Linked DNA regions of Homo sapiens: region 1 is linked to region 2. Evidence: chromatin contacts called from ENCODE Hi-C or POLR2A ChIA-PET data. All regions are on one chromosome and are shown on one strand. Each heading gives the region's core, a stretch centred on a gene start or an enhancer-like site at or near the end of the contact. The rest is flanking DNA. Distances are from core to core; before and after follow the strand shown.

Region 1 (3,859 bases), core at 386-2,885, 130 kb after region 2:
GTCAGTTTAGATGATAGTTTAGGAGGAATGTTACATAGAAGAAAGCATGCCAGGAGTGGGAAGTTTTTACATCTGTGCTCATTTACTGGCTTGGATCATGGTGTCATCTTCACTGTGACTCCAGTTTCTAGCAGTGTCTGGCCCACAGTAGGCATTCGGTGAGCCTTGGGGAAGGATGTAAAAGACAGATAGAACTTCAAGTTCCATTCCAGGTCTGAAGTTCTTTGATATAATTCCAGAAGTTAACATAGCTTCTAAAACAAGATTTCATACAAAGATCTAATTCTGTAGCCAAAGCATAACAGTTGTAGGATTTAAACTCCAATAAAATACACAAGATTTTTTTTTAAAAAAAGAGCAAGAGTTAAACAACAATTAGATTCAGTTGTGGCTTCTCTCACTTGCCTCTATTGTTACTGTTTTCTCCTGTGTCTCTTATAATAGTAACTGAAAGGAAGTAATGATTATCTCAAATTTGGTGTTGTCCTATTGATTAGCATTCACGTTTTAAATATAATTGCTGACATTATATTAAAAAATATAATTGTTGAAAATTTCTGAACCAAAGATAAATACCAGCTTGTAGTAATGCCAAACCAAAATTGAATCCTTTGAAGGTTTCAAAATCTGTTCCCTGAATGTCTGCAAAATTCCACACTACTTACAGCAGGACTTAGCTTTCTTAGCCTTTCTGAAAATCAGTAGATACACTCAGAAAAGTTTACCAATGCACGTGTACATAGTCTTTGGATGCAGTTATAGGCCGGTTTGTTTACAGGCCCAAGAAGATAATCAATAGACATCCCCACCCCTCAGTTGGAAGCAAATTCAGTGGTTACAGAAATCTCACTTCAATGTATTTGAGGTTTTCGCAAAAAAGATGTGTACTGCATATATCTTTAAAGCAATGTTTTTTGAGATGGAACATACAAATAAATGCCTTTAGAGGTAAAAGTTGTATGGAAGCCAAGAAAATATTAAAGAAATTCAAAAATGCTGCTGATCCACACATATTTCTCAAAGGTCCTATAAGCATTACAACACATTTATCAAAGAACATTTGAAGGTGCCAAGATACTTCCAGTAATAAGCGTGATTATATGATTAAAATGCATTTGCATAGCCTTTGGGGAAATGGAGGAGGGAGACAAGGAGAGAGAAAATAAAGAGGAAACTGCATTAGTGATTCTCTGCCGTTGTTGTGAAGTTGACTTGTAGAAAAACACCAATTTTTCTAAAAAAGTGTATGCTAAGACCTAAGGAATATTATTTTTAACCTATCTAACGTATGGAGTTGACCCCCTAAAAGTTAGTGCTTCTGTGGAGAAAGGAGACCAACACAAATCTTCACCACCCCAACCCCTGCCCACACACTTTCTCGTTAAAAGAAGAAAGGAATTGGTGGAATGGGTGTTGTGTCAGTCTCACTCTGGCAGAAAACAGAGTTAACTCCAAATGGTGTAAGAAACTCTAACAACGGGGCTGTTTACAGTAGACAGGGTTAAGTGAGCAAGCAATGGATATTAATAGATGATGAGGCACAAAAACTGGCAACAGCTGGAAGCCATTATCATCACCTGAGGGCTGATGGGGCAAGGGGAGGACAAGGTATTGTGGGAGCCCAGTGAAAAAGGAAACTGCCAAGAGACTACTCAGTGGAATTGCAGTCATGGAGCCATGCAGCCACTGCCAGGGGTGCTGGTCCAGCTTGCTGGGCACGAAGCAGGGCAGAGCCAAAGACAGAATAGCCCCAGGGCAGGGGCAAATGGCGCATAACCAGGTACCGTTCTCAACTCTTTGACTTCTCTGCTGAGAAGACAAAACATCTTTTAAGTTGCCATCCTGGTGAAACTATTTGTTACGAGGGTACTGTTCTGTGAGGTTTTTATTGCTTAACGTTAATAGGCGGCTTAATCACACCCTGAGAATAATACCCAAATATTGCTTTTCTAAATGTCCTTGTTTGGGAGACATTGGAAAATTCTTTAAAGAAAGAGCAGTATACCCCCACTACCCAGATTGTCCTTTTTTTCCATTTATTCCAGAAACCTTTACTGCAGGAAAAGAGAGATGTTGCCATAAATGTTTGAAAGAATTCCTTGTGTAGTTAGTGGTGGCCATAAACATATGGCCTTCACTAACTATTTGCCCTCTGTTCCAACCTTGTCTTTCCATGACAGTTAACCCCATCATTACGTATTCCTGCTCCAGTTTCACTGGGGAATTCTGTATTCAGAGCCAAAGTATGTCAGTAAAATATTAAAAGTAACAGCACAACAAATAAAAAGAGATAAAGTTGAGAAACTGCATGGCAAAAAGCCTGTCACAGAGTTGTAGAGAAGAAAGAAGGAACTTTTTTTTAGCTAATTGAGAAAGCATTGTTGTCATTATTGCTAACATTTAAAGTTCTCAATTTTTAAGGGAATTCTTGAAACATTGTACTGGGGAAAACAGGAAGTTCTGACTTGAATACATTTTTTAAAGTAAAGGATGTAATTTGAGTGAATTGATCTCAGACTTTACAGATGATCTTTTAAGATATGAGTATTTTTTGTGCATTATAAAAGTATAGTTGTTCATAATGGAAAATACAGAAGCGCTTAGAGCATAAAATAAAATAGAAATTACCTGTGACTCTGTTGCTTAGAAGTAATCACTATTAATTTGGTTTTCTTCTCTTCTTAATATATGTGTATTCTTAAAATTATGATATTGTGATCCTTCATTGATATTTCCAAATGACTTTCCAGATTTTCTCCACTGGTTTTTATTTCCACCAAAAGTATGGGAATTTAACTGTATCCTTCTTGGGCTTGAAATTTTGAAGACCTTTGCCGATTTTATTTTAAAAAGTGATTAGTAAGGTTGAACTTTATTCATAGTTATATATTTATCATTTTGTATTGAATTATTTATCCATGTCTTTTGCCCATTTCCTTAAGGGACAATTAGTATTTTTTAAAATTATTTTTAGGAGCTCTTTGTATGGGAAGAAATTTCAGAAGATCATCTTTCTTGTTAGAAAGGATAGGACTAATTGGTCACCCTTATCAGGTGATTATTTGATGCAATTTTTGATGCCTTCTTGCTTTTAGAAAAAACAGTTTTAAAGGACTAAGCTCAAAATTTTTGTTATTTAAGATATTTAAGGGCTGGGTGCGGTGGCTCATGCCTGTAATCCGAGCACTTTGGGAAGCCAAGCTGGGAGGATCACTTAAGGCCAGGAGTTCGAGACCAGCCTGGCCAACATGGAGAAACTGCATCTCTACTAAAAAATACAAATATTAGCTGGGCATGGTGGCGTGCACCTGTAGACCCAGCAACATGGGAGGCTGAGGCAGGAGATTCACTTGAATCTGGGAGGTGGAAGTTGCAGTGAGCTGAGATCGTGCCACTGCACTCCAGCCTGGGTGACAGAGCGAGACTCTGTCTCAAAAAAAAACAAAAAACAAAAAACAAAAAAAAACAAACAAAAAAAAACATTTAAGCAGGAACTTTGCCTTTGAATAAGTGCTTGATGAATTCTGACTTAGAAATTGTTAGCTCTTAGGTAACTTTTAAGATATTATTCTTAAGAAAAATAAAGGATTGTTTTGAAGTTATTTGACAATTAAAACTTTATTCCCATCTCCTCGCCCAAAGATATAAATCTCTTAGGACTGAGAGATTAGGATCCTTCATTTCTACTTTATGAGAAAAACAAATAATACACAGTTGGGGTGAGGAATAATGCACAGTTGGGGAGAGGAATAGGCATATTGTGCCAGTATATGTGGCTTCATGAAAAAACTATTAACAGCTGTTGTTAAGCTAGTCTGTAGAAAGTAGAGTGAGAAGAAGGCAGATAGGCATTTTGCAA
Region 2 (4,111 bases), core at 213-2,712:
ATCATACTAGGGCACTTGCTACAGAAGAGATCTCTCAATTCTCAGGGAAACCGCGTGGCTTTATTCTTATTTTAGAGAAAGAAAATTGGCTCAAAGACTTTGACTGACTTGGCCAGGTTTGCCTGGCTACCACTCCCTGTGTGCCTGGCCCCGATTCTTCTACCTGAGACCCAGAAGTTGTGTAAGGAAGACAGTTTAGCTCTTTTGAGTCAACTCCCTAAAACAATCGATCCTTTTCTCCTGTTAGTCTGTGCAGCACAGAAACAGAACTCCACCCGTCCCCGTGCCTGGGAAGTCTCTGGTTTTTGTTTAAGGCATGTGTATCCTATACGTGCCTTGTGGCAATTCCACAGCTGGCTCCCTTTAGGCTCCATGGAATTGTACATCTAGGGCCACGTTAGAGTGATCGAAAAAACTAGATAAGGATAAGTATTTTCTTGTTTTAACTTTTTAAATGTTCTTAAGCTTCGAAAATTGAATTGAATTTAATTTGGCCAACGTTGTCAGGAAGGGCAAGCTTATAAAAAGAAAAAAATAACCTTTCATGTAAAGTTATTTGAAATCTCATAATATTTCTACTGTGCCTTTTTGATTAAAAATTTAAGTTAAAAGCAGTGATAGATTTTGCCTATCATTTTGATTTTTTAAGTTTATGTTCAAAAGTATGCCTATATATATTTTAAGTCAGAGCTGGGGTTACTTTTAAATACCGGTTCTTAATAACAATAAAAGGTCATCAAATAGTATTATGTTCACATTCTAAAAGGTTTAGTCTGTGTCTAAACAAAAAAAATTTTCTTTATATGGACAGAAAGAACTCCCCGCCCCACCAATACACACCCTCTTTCTTACACTTTGTAGTACCCTAGGTCAAAGTAGGGAAGCTCATGATATGTTTTAAAGAGGGAAAAGGTGGCCAGGCGCGGTGGCTCACGCCTGTAATCCCAGCACTTTGGGAGACCGAGGTGGGTGGATCACGAGGTCAGGAGATCGAGACCATCCTGACTAACTCGGTGAAACTTTGTCTCTATTAAAAATACAAAAAATTAGCTGGGTGTGGTGGTGGGCGCCTGTAGTCCCAGCTACTCGGGAGGCTGAGGCAGGAGAATGGTGAACCCGGGAGGCGGAGCTTGCAGTGAGCCGAGATCGCGCCACTGCGCTCCAGCCTGGGCGACAGAGCGAGACTCCATCTCAAAAAAAAAAAAAAAAAAAAAAAAAAAAAGAGGGAAAAGGTATGCAATTAGAACCAGATTGGCATTTTGGCAGGTATTTATTTTTCCAGGATGAACGTGCTTTCAAAAATTGCCAGTAGTTGCTAGGCAGACTTCAACAAACACAAAAGACATTTCCCAAGCATCTAACCTGGCTGGTTTCTCCATTTATATTTTGTGATCCTGGCTCGCAGTGTAGTAAACCCTATTACTATTTGAACTCGAAATACAGAATACTTCTGCCAGCAGTCCCATTGGCATTTTGCGGCAGTCATGAAGTTAAATTTTCTTCGCCAGGAGGCCAGTTGACTAACTTTAAACGAAGGCACATTGTCCAAGATTGTGGGCAGATCATTTGAACTGCCTTGAAGTTGAATAGAAACTATATAAAGAAAACAACTCCATCTTGCCAGAAGCAGTTGCCTTTTTATTTGGTGTTCTCCTTTCTGATCACTGAATTTTCCTGCTGAGTTTATGCTTATTGTATCTTTCTCTTTCCTCTGGCAAATGAACAGAACCCTCACATACGCAGTTATGGTCAGTCCTTTACTTAAATAACTTTGCTGGATGAATTTGGAACAATGCCAGAGAAACTGAAGAAACCCTTGTTTTTCTGGAATAGCAATTAGATTTGCAATGCTTTTTTTTTTTTTTCCTGAAGAACTGTTTAACCATAGATCTGTCCATTTCCTTATTTTTTGTTTGTTCATTCGTTTTTGTTTTCCACTACTTGTCCAGGCCAGCTTTTCCTAAGAATAGTATTATGCCATTTACTAATAGATGGGAAATGCAGACTAATTTTGAAGGCTAACAGTTTAAAAGTCAGCATCTTTTAAATGCGTTGATCATATTGGGGCAAAGTGCTAATAAATATAATTTTCCTTCCACATAGAGTAAGCATGCACAGCTGGGATAAGATTGCAAAATATTTATCCTGACTTGTAGTGGTAGTAAATGACCTATTTGTTTGGGCTAAAAGTCTCCATAATATAGTAACAGTTTTACCATATTTTCTAGTAAGTTATGACTATCATATATTCTTTAAAAAAGGTTTTAGGGTCTTGCAGGCTGTCTGCATTGTATTTGGATATTCATTACCTAAAAATGAGGGTATGGATTTCCTTCTGCATGTATAACCTCTTATTACTATTAACCCTTTATATTTAGTCTCATGTGTCTGGAACATTTTGATTGAGACTAGCATGATATCTCTGTGCCTCCTGTATAGAACTTCTTAGGAAACTCATAGCCGAAATGACGGGAGAAACAATTTTATTTTAGGCCATGGAGATTCTTGTGAAAAATGTTAACAAGTAGGTAGTGCTGTAGTTGGGAGATATATGTTCTTTCTTTCTTGCCTGTTCCTGATTTTTTTTAAATTAAATACTACAGTCAATTTTAGGGGGTTGACATGCTAGTTTTAAATACAACAGAAGGTATTTCTTTTCGTAGGTTAATATTCTATTTGGAAACATAGCCTTTTTCCTTCTTTCTCTCTTTCTTTCCTTTCTGTTTTTAAGTAAAAATGGTATATACTTATAGAAAGAAAAAAATTACAGAAAAATCCACAGCAGGAAGTAAAGAACAGCCAAATTCTCTCCCCAAAGATACTGTTATACATTTTGGAAGCATCTTTCTAATCATCTTCCTATGGTAGATATACCTGCATATACCACTTTAATTTAATTGTCATTTACTCTGTAAACTAGTCTGTATTCTGTTTTTTTCTAACCATCAACTTTTCTTGTTCGTAAATACAGATTTACAAAATCCTTTTTAGTTATAGTCTCACATCAAAAAATATCATTGTTTTATTTAGTAAGAAAAGTAGCATTAAACATTCACTATTTGCCTATAGTAACTATTGAAAACAGAATATTCCAAATTTCTACTGTAAGAAATTTAGTTCATAAAACATTGAAAGTGTATTATTTTAGGAAAGAGCATGAATGTCAAAATAACTTCGCTGCTTTGGAGAACCAAAAATCTTTGGCCTTTAGCTTATTTCAGAAGTTTGGAAGAACTTAAAGATAATTCATGAGTTTCAGAAGCATTTTAATACCATAAAATGCTACTTATCTGGAATCCAGAGAAATGAATCATAGTGGTTACAGTATCAAAGAGTGAGTGATTTTTTTCCCCAAGGTGATTTTTCCACACTCCTAAAAACCATCATCTTCACGATAACCTGTGTCTTTTCACTTGTCAGCACATTGAAATATAAGACTTTTCCAAATCCCAGAACCCTCTTTGGCTGCTCATAGCTACTTTTCAATCTTTTTGATGGGGTTTAAAGAGCTACCCTGCACCATTGCAAGAATGTGTGCTTAAGGGATTTGAAGAGGGCTTTCTCAGAAAAAAAAAAAAATGTGTATAATCACGTAAAGGAAGCATGGCTCTGCAAACATGAAACTAGCTGAATTTTTCTCCAGCTTCCTTCAGTGTTTAGCTGTGACCAGAATTACAGAGAAAGTTGATAAGCATGGTCCATCATCTACTGATTTTGTAAGTGTTGTAAACTGTTGGAGAATACACTGCATTAGTAATGCATTTTCCAGAAACCACATATTTTTTTCTACCTTTATGACATGCTAAGTTATTGTCTTAACTTGATCTGGTGGTTTCTTGCCTTACTTTAATTAGAAAAGATTTTCGGAAATACACATGACACAATCAACTGCATTTAAAAAAAAATGCTTTGCTTTTCTAGCAGGCCATTAGGCATAAGTAAGGGCAGTGTCTGCTCTTTTGACCAAGACTGTCTCCTCCGGTAGAGCATGGCTGAAGCCGTCTGCTTTAGGAGGGTGTAGTGTTTTGCAGCTGTAGATGCTGTTATATATAAAAATATTTTCACAACTGCCCTCTTTGAACTGTGTTCTCATATGTAACAGATTGTACAC

Evidence for each region. Hi-C counts contacts between places; a loop is a spot of excess contacts on that map. ChIA-PET counts read pairs that join two places held with the same protein, here RNA polymerase II (POLR2A).
Region 1: a loop to region 2 is called in a map of MCF 10A, with 4 times the contacts of the local background. The contact joins two enhancer-like sites. A Hi-C loop is called at or near these places in 4 of 168 maps with a recorded cell type or tissue (Caco-2, MCF 10A, heart left ventricle and 1 more). POLR2A ChIA-PET finds 5 or more read pairs at or near these places in 2 of 52 experiments (Caco-2 and OCI-LY7).

The regions. Positions count from the first base shown.
Region 1 is chr10:58,771,941-58,775,799 of GRCh38, forward strand. The region is part of intron 3 of BICC1 (BicC family RNA binding protein 1); the gene reads left to right. Among named protein-coding and RNA genes, the nearest start is that of LINC00844, 230 kb to the right of the region's middle. Within about 2 kb of position 1,636, at least 2 of the 41 ENCODE cell types and tissues checked have a DNase peak (open chromatin) inside an H3K27ac peak, as active enhancers do.
Region 2 is chr10:58,644,214-58,648,324 of GRCh38, forward strand. The region is part of intron 2 of BICC1 (BicC family RNA binding protein 1); the gene reads left to right. Among named protein-coding and RNA genes, the nearest start is that of BICC1, 130 kb to the left of the region's middle. Within about 2 kb of position 1,463, at least 2 of the 41 ENCODE cell types and tissues checked have a DNase peak (open chromatin) inside an H3K27ac peak, as active enhancers do.